2 separate regions of the Homo sapiens genome follow, and region 2 is linked to region 1. Evidence: read pairs that join two places in POLR2A ChIA-PET (ENCODE). Cell type or tissue: endothelial cell of umbilical vein. All regions are shown on one strand. Links, peaks and the distances in the headings refer to the core of each region. The heading gives the core; the rest is flanking DNA.

Region 1 (7,934 bases), core at 941-5,940:
CCCTGTCATTGAATAAAAGAAACCAGAACATAGTTGGACAAACCCTTTAGAGGGTGTCTAGGCCTGGAATCTCACACTACATTGTGATCTAGGTTATGGAGTAGTCTTACCATCATAGTGCTTTTCTATACTTTGAATTTGAAAGTCTTTAGGCAGGGCAGGTGCTCTAGCTTCTCAAAAGCCCTACTACCCTTGACCTAGAATGAGACCCTTGTTGTCATTAATCTGTTTTGCTGTGGCAGACTACTAGATGGGAGGCTCCTATTCAAAGATCCGCAGCGGGTGTGAACTCCATTACATTGGAAGCTGTGTCTTATTTGTTTCTGAATTTCCAGTGCCTAGAACAGGGCATTACTATGCCTGACACACAGTGAGAATTCATTGTCATGGAAAGCATAAATGAATTGATGGCAGAGCCGAATTAGAATCCAGGTCTCCTAATTTTCTCATCCATTTCTGTTTCCATGACAACATGCTGCATTCAAGTTCTAGGTTTCCTTCTAGATTGATGGCTTACAGTCCTCTTTCATTGTAAAACTAAGGTGGAAATCTTTCCCCAGTTGTACTTAAAATTATCTGGGAACTCACTCAGGACAAAAAAAGAAAAAAGAAAAACAAAAAAAGAGTGTGGGGGCATGGCAGCACCGGTCTCTGCCAGACCATCAATTAGCTGGTATCTCTCCAGTGTATGAGACTGGCAGGGAGAGATCCTGCTGTGGTTCCTGTTACCCCAGGGATGCTGTGACAGGGCTCCCATCCCCTACCCCGAGTTGGAAAAGCTGCCCTGATCCTTGTGCTAGTGATGGGTGAGTTTAGAGCAGCACTGACTAACAGAAATATAATGTGAACCACATGTGTCATTTTAAAATTTCTAATCGCCACATAAAAAAGAAACAGGTAGAATTAATTTTAATATATTTTATCTAACCCAATAGCCAAAGTATTATTTCAACATATAATCAATATAAAAAATTATTAATCATATACTTGCATTTGTTTCCTATACTAAGTTCTTGAAATCTAGTATGTATCTTATGTTTAGAATGCATCTCAAATTAGACTAGCCACATTTTAAGTACTCAGCAGTCACATGTGGCCAGTAGCTACCACATTGGACAGCATGGGTCTAGAATTCTGGGGTGGGAAATACTCTGGAGAGCCTTCCAAACCTGGCAGTAGAAGCTCACTGCAAAGGGCACACTGTCATCCCAGAGGCAGTCGAATGTTACGTTCTTTCACTCATCTTTTCACCTGCTCACTTTGATCCTGGCTGGAAGCAGCCCATTTCCATTTTGTGTGAGGTTCAATCCTCCTCAAGGTACAAAAAACAAAGTATCAAGGCCCCAGCCTACAGAAGATGAGAGCTTTTCTCCCTCTCCACCTGACCCTTTCACGGTACCCCGCTTCTTTCCAATACTCTGCAGAAAACCACAGGATAAACCTGGTTACCTCAATAGATGCTTCCCCTTCACATGGAAAACTTAGAAACCTCTCACAGACAAGAACATAATTTCAATAAAACTGGACCAAGAGTACGCTATCCTATCCAACTCATACTAGAGGGACACACAGTAGTAAGAGATTATATTTGTTTAGAATTTTCAGTTTATATGATTCCTATTTTATCATCACAACAACCCTGTGAGGCAGGAGGTTTGTTGTTACTGTTCTGATTATACTGATTTCATAGATGAGAAAAATGAAGCTCAGAGAGGCTAAATGACTTGACCAAGGTCACTGAGTATAGCTAGGATTTAAAAGTGAGTCTTCAATCTGCAAAGTTAGTGCTCTTTCTTCATACATGCAAGACACAAGTGGACAGACTGTCTATTGCGCATGTGTGCATATATTCAAGACTGAGAAAACTCAAGATGACTTTTCTGTTTATATGGCATATACACACATGAAAGGGATGAATTAATACATTAGGATGGTGGTTTTTTCTCTTTCTCTCTGTCTCTCTCTCTCTTTCTCTCTCTCTCACATATACACATACAGGAAGGGTGGAAATGATACAGAATATATTCAAGAACAGAAAGGTTACTTGAGTACATGCATACACATAGGAGATGAAGGGATGGATTATATATGTATGTGCAAGTAGGGAGAGACGAATTTTGCATATTCATATATGCAAGCTGGATGAATGAGTTGTCTATACATATGCACATGCAGGAGAGGAATGGACAGGTCATTTATTCATAAACACATATGGACACATGAAAAAGGAGAAACAGATTATTTGTATATGAATATGCACACATCCAGAGGGTGGCTGGGTTATCTATATACATACAGGAAAGTACCACAGAGGAATGGATGGTCAGATTATCAGCACACAAATACATGCATGTGAAGATTCTACCCCAGTGCGGCATATGCTACTTTTCACTCATTATAATGACCCCCCTCACCAGCAAGTTGACTCAAGCAATTACGTAATTAATGTAGCTGCTCCATATTCCACCCACAAATGCTTTCCTTTTGCCCTGCTTGTTGTTCAGTCAGTCATACACACTCGGTACCACTTACCTTGCTGCTGCAACCAAAATAAGGGTTAAGGAAATTAAAAAAAAAAATTAAAACCATGAATTCTCAAGTTTTAGAAGGCAAATGCTGTCTTTAAGAGGAAATCCATCCAGGAGCACTCCTTGGTTTGACAGAGAAGCCACAGGACGAACTTTCTGAGCCAAAGCACCACTGCTTGCCCAACCGACAAACAGACCCAAGGAGCTAATATTCTCAGTTGCACCCAGCTGGCTGGCTCCACGGCACAAAGTTGATGACAGAAACAATGCCCTGCAAAAAAACCCCTCAGTGAAGGGCTTGGCAGGAGTCTCACTGGCTGCAAACGTAGAAATCTAACCTGGTCCACACCTCTCTGGCAAGGGGGATTCTGAGATCAGCCTGCTGAAGGCAACAGCAGCCAAACTTCAACTGGATGTGGAATTCTAACTCAATCGATTCTGGGCTTTGAGACTGAGGCAGAAAGCAGGGCAGCTCCTGCTCCTGCTGCTGCTCCTCCTCCTCTCCAGCTGCTTCCTGCCTGCAACCTCCCATAGGGCACCAGCCCTCCTCACACGTTCCTGGCGCACACACCCCCTTCCCAGCACACTCACGCACACACAACCCTTGCCAGCAAGCTCACTCACACACCCTTGGTAAGTGTCTCTCCCTTTTGCTAAATATAGATCTTACTCTCTCCCCTCCTCCATTTCCTTCCCTCGTTCTTCTCCTCCCTGCTTTCTTTTCCCCTATCCACCTCTCTCACATCTGGGCTATAGGATATAAACAGACACAGATGGAGACCTATACTTTCAGGAGCTCCTAGTCTCAGAGGGAAGCCGGAACACAGCATGCCAGCCGTGGAACTGCTGGAGCACAATACAAAGGGAGTCTTCCCTTCTACTGAGACAAGCTCTAAGTTGGTTGGTTGGTTGGTTTCGTGTATATATAATCTGTTGTCAGCATTTGGCAAAGCTGAAGGATAGGTACAGTGATCAAGTGCAGTTAAAATCAAACAGTGCCATGTTCTTGGAGTAGACATCTATTCCAGTTCTTACTGAACAACCACCACAAGAGAATCAACTGGAAAATAAGAGCTCCCTCAGGCTATGCCAAAGCAACAACCCGAGAGAAGGAGGGGAAGTTAGGTGAGCTGAGATGAACTCTGTATTGCAGAAGTCTAGACCAAAGATGGTTTCAGAATCCAGAATTAGGAACGAAGTAACCTAAAGTGATATCACCATGACCAAAAAGCTGCCTAAGGTTCAGGGCCCCTTTTATGACCCCAAATTTCATAACCCTTCTTTGCCAATGGATGCCCTATCTCCCTGGAGACTCACTAGCCAGGTGGCTCTCATGTGACCCTAATTCCTAATAATTCAACAATTCTAGTTAGGACTCACTGGGAAATTGAATGTCCTTATCTTCAAAGAACACTCAAGTTGTTCACTGCAACATAATGTCCGAGCACAAGCCAGGACCCCTTGAAGCTCTGTAGCATAAAATGCCAAATACATGAAATGTGATATCCCCTTTCCACTCTGCAACCATAGGACATGAAAAACATCGCATAATGAACCTAGATAACCTCAGAATCCTTCTCAATATAGAGCTCGATCAGCCAGTAACAATCCAGTGAAGTCATTCCTCTTCTGACTCCCCTGAGCTTGATCTTAAGAGAAAAGGCCCTCTTCCTCCTTAGGCCAACAGTACGTGGGCAAGTTTGATTTACCCAGCATGCCCAAACCAGGCTCTCAAACCTTGTGACTTCTGCTGCCCTGCAACATTCCTCATGGCAATCCACAACAGAGTATGGCCTCTTTAGCCCACAAACCAGGTAGTCAGTCTATGGGGACCATCCTAGGATCTGCCATTGCAGAACAGGCAGCCCTTTATGGTAGATAAAACAAGCATTTAAATTAAGAATGATTTGTTTGGCTTATCCAAGATCCTGAGAAGAAAGGGTTGATTTCAGAGCCAACATGTGCCTCCCTACTGCCTTCTTCCAATAACATTGCTTCCCCCTCAACCAAGGAAGAAAATTTAGATTCCAAGAGATGCTAAACAACCCATTTCTTAGCCATCCACCTCATTACACAGCCAACACTAACAGCAGAGCACATACCTCCTAACCTAGTTGGGAGCTGGCTAGATGACAGAAGAGATAAGGCCTGACAGCACAACTATAACCGCATCTAAACACAGAGGAAAAAAATAACTTGAAAACTGTCAAGTTTCTGTGGAAGTCACAGCCAATTTACTGTGGAGTTTCCCATCCTTCAGCCAGGAGAAGGAGGTAAAAGGTTTAAAACAAGAAATATAGGGAAGATTGATTAAATTAGAATTCCCTCCCCCAAATCTGCAGCCACTCATAAAGAGCCCAGAACAGTGGCTGTCACTATCAGGTTTGGTCAGGCTTCCTAGGCTAAGGAGAAGCTCAAACTTTCAAGAGTGGGAAAGATTCCCCAGAGGTAGGACCCTGCTAAAAGAACCTACTTCTTCCTGCCTAATTGACAAAGTGGCCCTAAGGCCTGGCTAAGGCCTCCAGATGGCATTTCTGAGGCTAATGGAACCCACCCTGTCTTGTCACCCAAACACATCCAGCCCATTTTTCTAAGCAGCTTGGGCTTTCCAGAAAAACAAAGGCTCAGGCAGTAGAAGACGTGGTTAGCACATGAGGCACAACAAATCTGCCATCTCCAGTTACAATCTTCAAACTTCACAGGAGAGCTCATGCAGCTTTGACCACAAATTACCTTTGTATCTATCCACCTTCCCATGTTCCAGCAAAAGCAAGAAACAGAGTAAGTGGGGAAGTGGCAAACAGTCAGTGGAAGCTCTTGTAAAAGAGCATGGCCCCTTCTGCCACTGTTCTACAGGGCCCACAGAGTGCCAGACACCACATGGCCAAAGGACATCAGGACTCCTCAGTGGACTAGCTCTTTGGGACAAGCAGGCAATTTGTTTTGTGAGCCACATGGGCAACAATGCAGCCCCCTCATCACAGTGGATCTGGCCCTGGGGAAGCCTGAGTAGGCCGAAAGGATGGGGTGCTTTTTAGAGGTAAGAAATAGCACAGCACCCACCTCAGTTGGGAAGCTTCCTCAAAGTAGGCTGCTCAGGAGCTAGCTGGGCAGAACTGGAAAAACAGATTGGGTTAAGAAGGAAAAGGCATTTATCCAGAAGCTGTGAAATGCTCTGAACAGACATTCTCAAGGTCTGGTTCCCAATTTAAATCCTTGCAGGGATCTTCGCCTAGAGACAGATGAGTCAAGATGGAAACTCAACATGATACACTGACACTCACGCAGAGTTGTGGGAAGGTTCAGACCTGCAGGAGTTCTAAAGGGGAGCCGAATGGGTGGGTTAGTCAGAAAACCACCTGGCATACAAAATTCATCTTCAGCTAAAGCAACTGAGTGGTGTCACAGAAATACTGGAGGAGGGCCTCACCAATCACAATTCTCCCTACTCATACAAACCAGTCTAAGTCTCCCTGACGTCAGATACAACTGGTCTAGAAGCAAAGAATATGCCTGCTCCAAACCTGGCCTGCCTTTTCAGGTGTCAATGCCAGAGACAGGCTGGGTCAGGACCAGCAGGTGCTTACCTTATTGTCCAATATCAACACAGACGCAGAGTACAAAGGATGGGTGCGGCCAATATCTATATCATGCAAGAGTCAGCTTGTGACTGTTTTCCTTCTCTACTGCTGAGGAAAGCCAGAAGCAACATGAAAAAGCTGACATATAGTCACACAGCTGGGATTTATTTCATGAGGAAGATGATTTTTCTGGTGGCTAAGAAAAGTCATTTTTCCCGCTGTAGAATGATGCCCTCCCTACACCATGGAGAAAGCATATGCAGCAGAGAATGACGGGCAGCAGGAGGTAATCCTGCTCCTTCCCTGAGGAGCATGCCATCCTAGGGGAGTGACAAGCCTGGCAGAGATGTGCTGACTTTACTGATGCACTAAGACATAGCTGCTTTGTTACCTAAACAGACCCGACAAGCTGCAAGGCAGGCCCTAAGAGTCATAAATTGCTGACAAGTCTTAGTCCTACAATCAGGTCAAGGACCATCCCTGATTAGCAGAAACTTGAACATAAGGAGCTGATAAACTTCTTGGAACTGGCCAGCTAACCAGTTAGGTTTTCAGCCTGTACCTCCAAAGGCTGTGGCCCCCTATCTATTTCAGGACCAAATAATTAACAATTCATGATCATAAGAAACCTATATGTCTACTGCCCTCTCACATAAACCCGATCAAAAGTCACAGCTCCCAGATTTAGGACTAATGCCGGTCCTAAAGTAGTATTTGTTTATATATATATCCCAGCCCAAGCCACAGAGTGCATTGGCCCTGCCTCAATCTCTATACCCAAAGGAAACAAAGAGGCCATATACCGAGGATCCTCTAAAAGGAATCCAAAATTTGACATCCCAGGGAGAAATGAACCTCTTGTACTAAGTGGAGACTAACTGGGTTAATATTGATCAAATATCCCCTCAGTTCTTTATGGCTTGTTCTAAGATACATCTAAGAATAAGATATAGGGCAAACCCAAATCTGGAGAATTCTCCTGGCTTAGGCCCCTGTTTCTATAGTCTTGTGGAAATATGTCCCTAACCAGCAGATGAGTTTCAAGTGTCTTCACATTCAATGAAGGGATCCCAAAGAGGTGGGTTTTTCCCTACAGGATTCTCCAAATATTCAAAAGTATCTGATATGAGGTACTGAATTACAGGAAGGTAGCTAATGTACAAAGGGGAAAAGAAGACTTAATGAAGGCGTATCCTTCACTGGGGATCTCTGACAGTAAGAGGGAAGCATGGTGGAAAGAAAGGGAAGCACTCAACTAGGTAAGTCTGAAGAGAGAACTACGTGTTTAGAGGACTAGGCTGCCAGCTCACCCATATCAACCCATGCAGAGATGACTTCTCTGCTCAGATACTGGATCATTGGAATCCATATATTCTAATTCTTTACCCAGTGAGAGAAGCCCCTGCAAAGCCCTTTGTGCCTCTGCCATAATCTATTTTACCTTCTTATCTATCAGTGTCTCCTCTGCAATCTTTAGTCCAGGCTTATTTCTCACTTCAACTACTGCAAAATATTCATTCTCCCTAGACTCCATTCCTCCAGAACCACCTCCCACTCACTCCTCTTTACCCTTGATCCGTGATGCACAATTTGCTAGGGGGATATTTCTAAGATGTACATAAGTTTTTGTCACTCATTTTCTTAAAATCCGTCAGTGACTGTGAAAAAAAAAAAAGTCCTAGTTCTTTACATGTTATCAAAGTTCTTTCTTGACCTGCCCATGTCTAGAGGAATTTGGCTTCCCAACACCCTAACTTTAGTCAAAGCAAACCCCTTGCACTCACTTAATGTGCCATCTCATCCTTTCTGTTTCCAGATGGCCCTA
Region 2 (7,934 bases), core at 1,272-6,271, 200 kb after region 1:
CCCTTGAAGTCTCTCCTAAGATGGCCACTAGGAGGGCTGAATCAATGCTACAATGTTGGTAATGGTCTGCAAAGGAAAGAAGGCCTGCACATAAGGGACCTTGGACCATTTGCCCTCATGTTTACAGAAAAGCTTCCTTCCTAAGGCAATGGTTCTTTTCTGTGCCTCAAGGTGCTAAGTTGGCAACCAAGTAAATTACAAGAACATTTTCACCACAAATTTACTTACAGATACGAAGGCACACTTTGCTTCATCTGTGCTACTCTAAACCTTCCACTTTATACTTTTGATGACTAAGCAAAATGCTCATTCTGCCCAGTAATATTTCTGGTTTGCAACATTTTTAACATTTAACATTGTGTATAAGAGAGGAAACCCCAAAGAAAGAAAGAATGATAGGAAAGACTGGAGGTCCTACTGCCAACACCCTAATGGGTGGTCAGGGACTGGAGTCAGTCCAGGGGCATTTGGATAACACCGAGGTGTAGCCTCAGCCAGATACCCTCAGTTACCCCACGGCCTCCTTCTGGTCCCACGCAACAGCTAGACCTCTGTGAAGGGAAACTATGTTGGAATGAAAGCCAACATTCCCACAACCGAGGGTGAATGGGGATTGACACTGTCCTCCCCAGCAAGCCTGTCCTCCACCAGCCACACTAGTCACTTTTAACTGGCTAGCAGAGGCCCGGTATTTTTCTTTCATTTTGACTATTGTGGAGTTTAGAGACTCCGAAAAAAAGAACAGAAAGATTTGCTTTTTTTCACCCTTCTGCAGACCCCAGACAGCCCCCAAAATTTTACAGAATCTCTAGGGTGTCAATTCTTCTGGCTGGAAACCTCTTTGGCTGTGGTGTCTTTGCCTGAGTTCTTGTCCTGCATACAGAAAGAATGAGGTACACAGATAAGTGAAGGGTGAAGAAGAAGAGTTTTATTTAGTGTTGGAACAGCTCAGAGGAGTGAGTAGCTCCTCTCTATAGGCAGGTCGTCCTGACGAGTGTTCAGCTCTCAGCAGAGGTGAGGCCCTGGAACAGGTGGCTCCTCTTTGCAGGCAAGTCATTTGGATGTCTCTCAGTCTCTGAAGTTCTCAGCAGAGACAGTAGCTCCTCACTGCAGCAGGTCCTCCCATCCTATTGTCTCTCTGCCCTCTTTGTCCTCTGGCAGTCCTCTGCCCTGCTCTGTCTGAGCCCAGGGCTTTTATGGATCTCAGAGAGGAGGAAATGCCTGCCAATTGGTCCACAGGTGACCATGAGCAGCCACGGGTGGCCCAGAAATGGCACCACGTGCCTCCACTCTGGTCTGTGGGACTGGCGGCACGGCCCCGTTTTCGGGTCCTCCCTGGTCTGAAGGTAGGGCCTTACTGGGGACCCATCCCCTTCCACTCAGGAATCAATCTGCTTCCCACTGCCATTCATGGCCCCAGGGCTCGACCCCAACCCCCACTCCAAGATGGGAGCAGGAGCCAGGAGGGGAGAGAGGCCAGGAAATGGGAGCAGAAACCCCTGAACCCACAAGGATGGGGGTCCTTCCTGGGGCCCCCGAGGATGCAGACTACAGAGACACCCAGGTCCTCTGCCTGGGAGGGCAGCAACACCCACACCAGGAGCTCCTGCCCTGCCAACCTGGAAGGGGCGGGGCTCCCACTAGTCGCCAGCTCATGCCTGCTTCCTGGAACAGGAGGCCCAGGTCTGCAGCCCCGGGTGCAATGGCTACAGCTGCACCAGGTAGGGCAGATCCTGCCTGTTCCCGCCTCCCGCAAGAGCACAGGGAGGCTCGGATCCACAGCTGCAGTTTGGGTGGCTGTAGCCCCGCCCAGAAGGGCATGGCTCCTGCCTGCTCCATAGAACAGGAGGCCTGGCTCTGCAGCTGTGGTTTGGGCAGCTACAGCAGATCAGGGAGATCCCATCCCAACTCAGAAGGGGCAGGGTGGCTGGGCGCAGTGGCTCACGCCTGTAATCCCAGCACTTTGGGAGGCCGAGGCAGATGGATCACGAGGTCAGGAGATCGAGACCATCCTGGCTAACACAGTGAAACCCCGTCTCTACTAAAAATACAAAAAATTAGCTAGGCGTGGTGGCATGCACCTGTAGTCCCAGCTACTCAGGAGGATGAGGCGGGAAAATCGCTTGAGCCCGGGAGGCGGAGGTTGCAGTGAGCTCAGATCGGGCCACTGCACTCCAGCCTTGGCGACAAAGGGAAACTCTGTCTCAAAAAAAAAAAAAAAAAAAAAAAAAGAAGAGGCAGGGCTCCCACTGTGGCTCCACAGTGTGCAGCCCCAGCCGCTGCACTTCCCTGCTGCAGCCAGCATGATGGCACCAGCCATTGCCATCACCTGCTACCAAGGATGGTGAGGCAGGAGGATGCTTGAGCCCAGGAAGTTGAGAATACAGTGAACTGTGATCATGCCACTGCACTCCAGCCTGGGTGACAGAGCAAGACCCTGTCTCAAAAAAAAAAAAAAAAAATGCTGCTCTGTCTATGGAGTAGCCATTCTTTAATTCCTTTACTTTCTTAATAAACTTGCTTTCACTTTGCACTGCATACTTGCCCTGAACTCTTTCTTGCGAGAGATCCAAGAACCCTTTCTTGCTCTCTTGGGGTCTGGATCAGAACCCCTTTCCTGTAACATATTTCTGGTGACCACAGAGGGGACTATAGTGCAGAAACCCTGACCCAACGGCTACCTTTGGGTAAGTGTTGGCGTCCTGTGACAGCTTTCTCGTGAACCACAAAAGGGACAATATTGAGGAGACCCCTGATCCAAAGGAAATAGACTGCAACACTGATTGGACGACTTTGGGTAAGTGGTGGGGTACCAGGGTAAAGAATAGGTTTGAGTTAGAGGCTCAACTTAGAGGAATTAGGGTCTCTTCTAGGACAGAGTGAGTTAGAGGATCCTCTTAATAAAAGGCAAGGATGCTTGACCAACCTCGGGTTAGAAGCCCGACTTAGGAGAGTTAGAGTCCCTTCTAAGATTTAAGGGGTTAGAGGCCCCTCTCGGTAAAGTCCCTCTCAGCACTATGGGATGTTAACTGCTATTCTCTTTGGATTAATCTGCCTTGCACTTTTTGCTGATGGCTGTAGGTGACAGAGTTAGGCATGTACAGGATTGTGGGACATGTGGAGCTTTTTCCTCTCCTTCACAACAGCAGCCACAGCCACCTGAACTTTTCAGTGTTGCTGCAGTGGGTGGGTCTTTCTCTGGCCTCCCTGAGCATTTCACCTTACCCACACCCTGCCACCGACAAAGCCTTTCTCTCTCTCCTTTCCCTTTCTTATCTTTTCTGTTACTCAGGGCAACCATCTTGCCCAGAGACCACGTGTTGAAACTCCAAGTCGGGAATTGGATTAAAGATGATGGGGCCCATCTAGGGGGAACCTTAAGCCTTGCCAGTTTGATATTGGGTGCTAAGCAGAGTGGCCAATGTCTATGTTTTATCACTCGTGTTTTGCTCTAGCCAGATTGGAAAAAAAAAGAAAATTTCCTTTGTGATGCAGCTTGGCCCCAGGGCAATGGTGTCGCAAGCTAAATCACTAAGGCCGCTCAGGGAAAGGGAATCCAGAAGCCTGGCGTGCCGGCAAAAGGGTAAGAATTTCTTAACAGTCAGATTTCTGGCTTTTCTCTCTGTGCAGACTGTTGAATGAATGGTTAAAAAAAAAATGGGGGGTGGGTGCGGTGGCTCACACCTGTAATCCCAGCAATTTGGGAGGCCGAGGTGGATGGATCACAAGGTCAGGAGATCGAGACCTTCCTCCCTAACACAATGAAACCCCGTCTCTACTGAAAATACAAACAATTAGCTGGGCACCGTGGCACGTGCCTGTAATCCCAGCTACTCAGGAGCCTGAGGCAGGAGAATCACTTGAACCTGGGAGGCAGAGGTTGCAGTGAGCCAAGATCGTGCCATTGCACTCCAGCCTGGGCAACTAAGCAAGACTCCATCTCAGAAAAAAAAAAAAAAAAGAATCAGTGTTTATCTCCTCTGTAAAGTTTTGATTAATGGAAAAAAGAATTCTAAGGCTAGTCTTAAGCTGGTGTATTTTGTGCTATAAATTTGTTTTTCTGTGTCAAGGGGTACTTTAGGATAAAACACAGGCTTAAAATACCTGTAAGCAAGCCCACTTTTCAAGATGAGCCAGCAAGCTGGTCAGTAACACTCTTAGCTGCAGTTTTGAAACAAACAAAAAAACTGGATGAAGTCTTTACCGTTTTATGTCCTTGGGAGCTTGAACTTTTAACCACGTGGCGATACTTTCTTTTGGTTTCCACCTTCAGGGAACAGGAATTTTAGGGTTCATGTCATAGCCCTAAAAATCATATTAAATAGTTAAAAGCCTTTGCAAGTTCAAAATTAACTACTGTAGGTTTCTTCTAGGAAAGAAAGTGGTCACTGCCGCTTTATGTAGCTCAGTGGTCAAGATTTTGCACTTTCACATGTGGCGATCCGGGTTCGATTCCCCACCTAGGAAGTAAGTAGTTTCTGGTTTAATATCTGTGTGACCTTGTCTATTCTCTTCTCTTCCATGGACTGTCAAATTTTGCCTTCTGTAAGTACCTAGGAGGTTACCTTTGGTAAAGTTAAGAAGCTAGAAATATCAGCTCACTGCATCCTCTGCCTCCTGGGTTCAAGTGATTCTACTGCCTCAGTACCCTGAGTAGCTGGGGTTACAGGCCTGTGCCATTACACCCGGCTAATTTTTGTATTTTCAGTAGAGTCAGGGTTTAACCATGTTGGCCAGGCTGGTCTGAAACTCCTGAAGCTCCTAAAGTGATCCACCTGCCTAGGCCTCCCAAAGTGCTAGGATTACAGATGTGAGCCACCACACCCAGCCACATTTTTTTTAAATAAATAGAGACAGGGTCTCACTATATTGTCCAGGCTGGTCTCCAACTCCTGGCCTTGAGTTTTTGTAGGCAGGCACTTTAAGAGGGGATAGGGTTATCCTGAGGATGTGGCCTTTAGCTATTAGAAATTATGTTATTGCCTGTAATCATAATACTTTGGGAGGCTGAGGCAGGAGGGTTGCTTGAACCCAGGAGTTTAAGACCAGCACCAGCAACATAGTGAGATGCTGTCAAAAAATATATACACATATACAAAAATAAAATGTAAATTAGCTAGGTGTGGTAGTACATGCCTTCAGTACCAGCTACTTGGGAGGCTGAAGTGGGAGGACAGCTACAGCCCAGGAGGTCGAGGCTGCAGTGAGCCATGATTGTGCTTCTGCATTCCAGCCTGGGTGACAGAGTGAGACACTGTTTCTAAAAAAAAAAAAAAAAAAGATAGCCAATATGAAAGCATGAATGATAAAACCCTTTGCAAACGATATGGATTATCCTTGGAAACTGAGCACAAACTCATGGTAGAGGCAGGAGGCAAACATGACGTGTTTGCCTGGGTGCTGTCAGTCGTCTTCCTATAGCACACTTCTTATCTTGGTCTAGCCACACTGACATGATTTATTTTCCTCGAAAGTATGAATCCATTCCTGCTTTTCTTTTTCCCCCAAAATGAGTCTTGCTCTGTCACCCAGGCTGGAATGCAGTGGTGCAATCTCGGCAAACTGCAACCTCTACCTCCTGGGTTCAAGCAATTCTCCTGCCTCAGTCTCCCGAGTAGCTAGGATTACAGGTGCCCACCACCACACCCAGCTAATTTTTGTATTTTTAGTAGAGACGGGGTTTCCCCACGTTGGCCAGGCTGGTCTCTAACACCTGACCTTGTTATCCACCCACCTTGGCCTCCCAAAGTGCTGGGATTACAGGCGTGAGCCACCGCACCAGGCCCCGTTCCTGCTTTTAAGATCTCTGCACTTATTATTCCCAGTGCTTCAACAATTTGCCTCAAGATCTTTGGCCATCTGGCTCCTATCATTCAGGTTAAACTCACAGGTACCTCCTCAGTAATGCCCTCCCTGGCCATTCCAACTAATTGGGTCCCCATTACTCTCTATCACATTATCTTGTTTTCATTAAGGCACTCCCTGAGTTATCTACTCATTTATCCATTTTTATTTATTGCCTGACTCCCCTATCCAGAATATAATTTTTTTTTTTGAAACGGAGTCTCACTCACTCTGTTGCCCTGGCTAGAGTGCAGTGGCATGTTCTCAGCTCACTGCAACCTCCGCCTCCTGGGTTCAAGTGATTCTCCTGCCTCGGCCTCCCCAGTAGCTGGGACCACAGGTGTACAACACCACAGCCAGCTAATTTTTGTATTTTTAGTAGAGACAGGTTTCACCATGTTGACCAGGCCAGTCTTGAAGTCCTGGCCTCAAGTGATCTGCCTGCCTTGGCCTTAGAGGCATGAGCTACCACACCCAGCTTGGAATGTTATCAATTTTTAAATTGTTTCCTCTCTTGTTATATAAATTTGTTTCCTCTCTTGTTATATAACTTTGAAATTTGTTTCCTCTCTTGTTATGTAACTACCTACATAATAATGTGCCCCTGACAGAGCCTGAGGAAGTCCTGATGACATGTGCCCAAGGTGGTCAGGGCACAGCTTGGTTTTATATATTGTAGGGAGACATGAGATATCAATCAATATGTGTAAGAAGTCCATTGGTTCTGTCCAGAAAGGTGAGGAAAACTCAAAGCAGGGAGAGGGCTTCCAGATCACAGGCAGATGAGAGAAAAACGGTTGCATTCTTTTGAGTTTCTGATGAGCCTTTCCAAAGGAGGTGATCAGAATACATATCTATTTCAGTGAGCAGAGGGATGACTTTGAACAGAACGGGAGGCGGATTTGCCCTGAGCAGTTCCCAACTAGAATTTTTCCTTTAGCTTAGTGATTTTGGGCACCCAAGATATTTTCCTTTCACATTTCCCCACTTTTCAAAAATCTTTTGGAGAAAGCATTTTAGAAGAAAATGAGTATCTGCTCTTAGGTTTCTTCTGGATAGGATAGTTTATTTCTAGACAGGTAGATCCCAGAAGCTCATTTTTGGCAGGTTTTGAAGCCTCATGTCCTGTGAAAAGAAAATAGGGAGAGAAAGGGAGAAAAAGAGCAATCGTGCAAAATCAATATAGGTCATATTACTCTAAAGTCTATACATCAGTAGGCAGATATGAAACAGGCTTATGTATGTAAGTCAGTTGTTATTTTCTTCTGAGGTTTAAGTTGTCTAGTTTCAGTTTGCAGGGCTTTAAGAAAGCACAGCTTAGTTTTCAGTGACTCCAAATTAGAAAAAAAAAATGGGGAAAAAAGAAGGAAAAAACAAGAAAAATTGAAAACATTATTTTGAAGATTTGTAGAAATTTTGAAGAAAAAATTAGAATTCAGCCCATACTGTAGAAAATTATAAAAATTGAAAAACATCAGGCAAGACTAGACTCTAACAACAGATGTATTATAGTTTTTGAAACATAATTTTTCTCTCTCTCATTTTCTAATTTTACTAAGGACAAATTATGATAGGACTGATTTGCTTTATTATACTTGGCCAGATTATTTGTATAAAATGCAGCAAGAATAATTATTTTTCACGTAGGCTTGTTTTTTTTTAATTGGCTTTGATGGAGCTTTGTTTTGTAGAAGGAAACTCAGATAAGACTTTTTTTGAAGCTGAGCCCAGCCATGGATTTGTGCCATCAAATACCTATGAGTTCAGTGATCCTCTCCTCTTGAGGTTCCAAGATAAACTTGGGGCTCCCTGGCCTGTTAGAAAGTGACAAAGTTTACTTACCGCAGGTTAGGAACCCTGTATAGGGAAGGTGTAGGGCCAGTTTCACCATGGGGCTTTATTTGCTCCATAAGTCAAGTTTAATTCCTTAAAGGAAAGCATACCATTCCAGTCAAAGCCTTGGTAAAATAACCAGTTCCTCCCATTGCATCCTGTTACAAATGAAAACAGATTCTTTTTTTTTTTCAGACGGAGTCTCACTCTATCACCCAGGCTGGATTGCGTGGCATGATCTTGGCTCATTGCAAGCT

The links. Peaks named below come from ENCODE experiments on the same cell type or tissue, not always from the same donor. Only the 100,000 strongest peaks of a DNase experiment are listed, where the experiment ranks them.
Region 2: POLR2A ChIA-PET joins it to region 1 with 5 read pairs; 2 of 35 experiments call an interaction of 5 or more read pairs at or near these places.

Annotation. Positions count from the first base shown.
Region 1 is chr9:35,336,943-35,344,876 of GRCh38, reverse strand. The region is part of intron 11 of UNC13B (unc-13 homolog B); the gene reads right to left. Among named protein-coding and RNA genes, the nearest start is that of RUSC2, 150 kb to the left of the region's middle. In endothelial cell of umbilical vein, for the core only: no CTCF peak of the experiment used is centred there; a DNase peak (open chromatin) is centred at 3,096; H3K4me3 peaks cover 326 bases; H3K27ac peaks cover 623 bases.
Region 2 is chr9:35,132,652-35,140,585 of GRCh38, reverse strand. No RefSeq gene overlaps it. Among named protein-coding and RNA genes, the nearest start is that of ATOSB, 21 kb to the right of the region's middle. In endothelial cell of umbilical vein, for the core only: no CTCF peak of the experiment used is centred there; no DNase peak of the experiment used is centred there.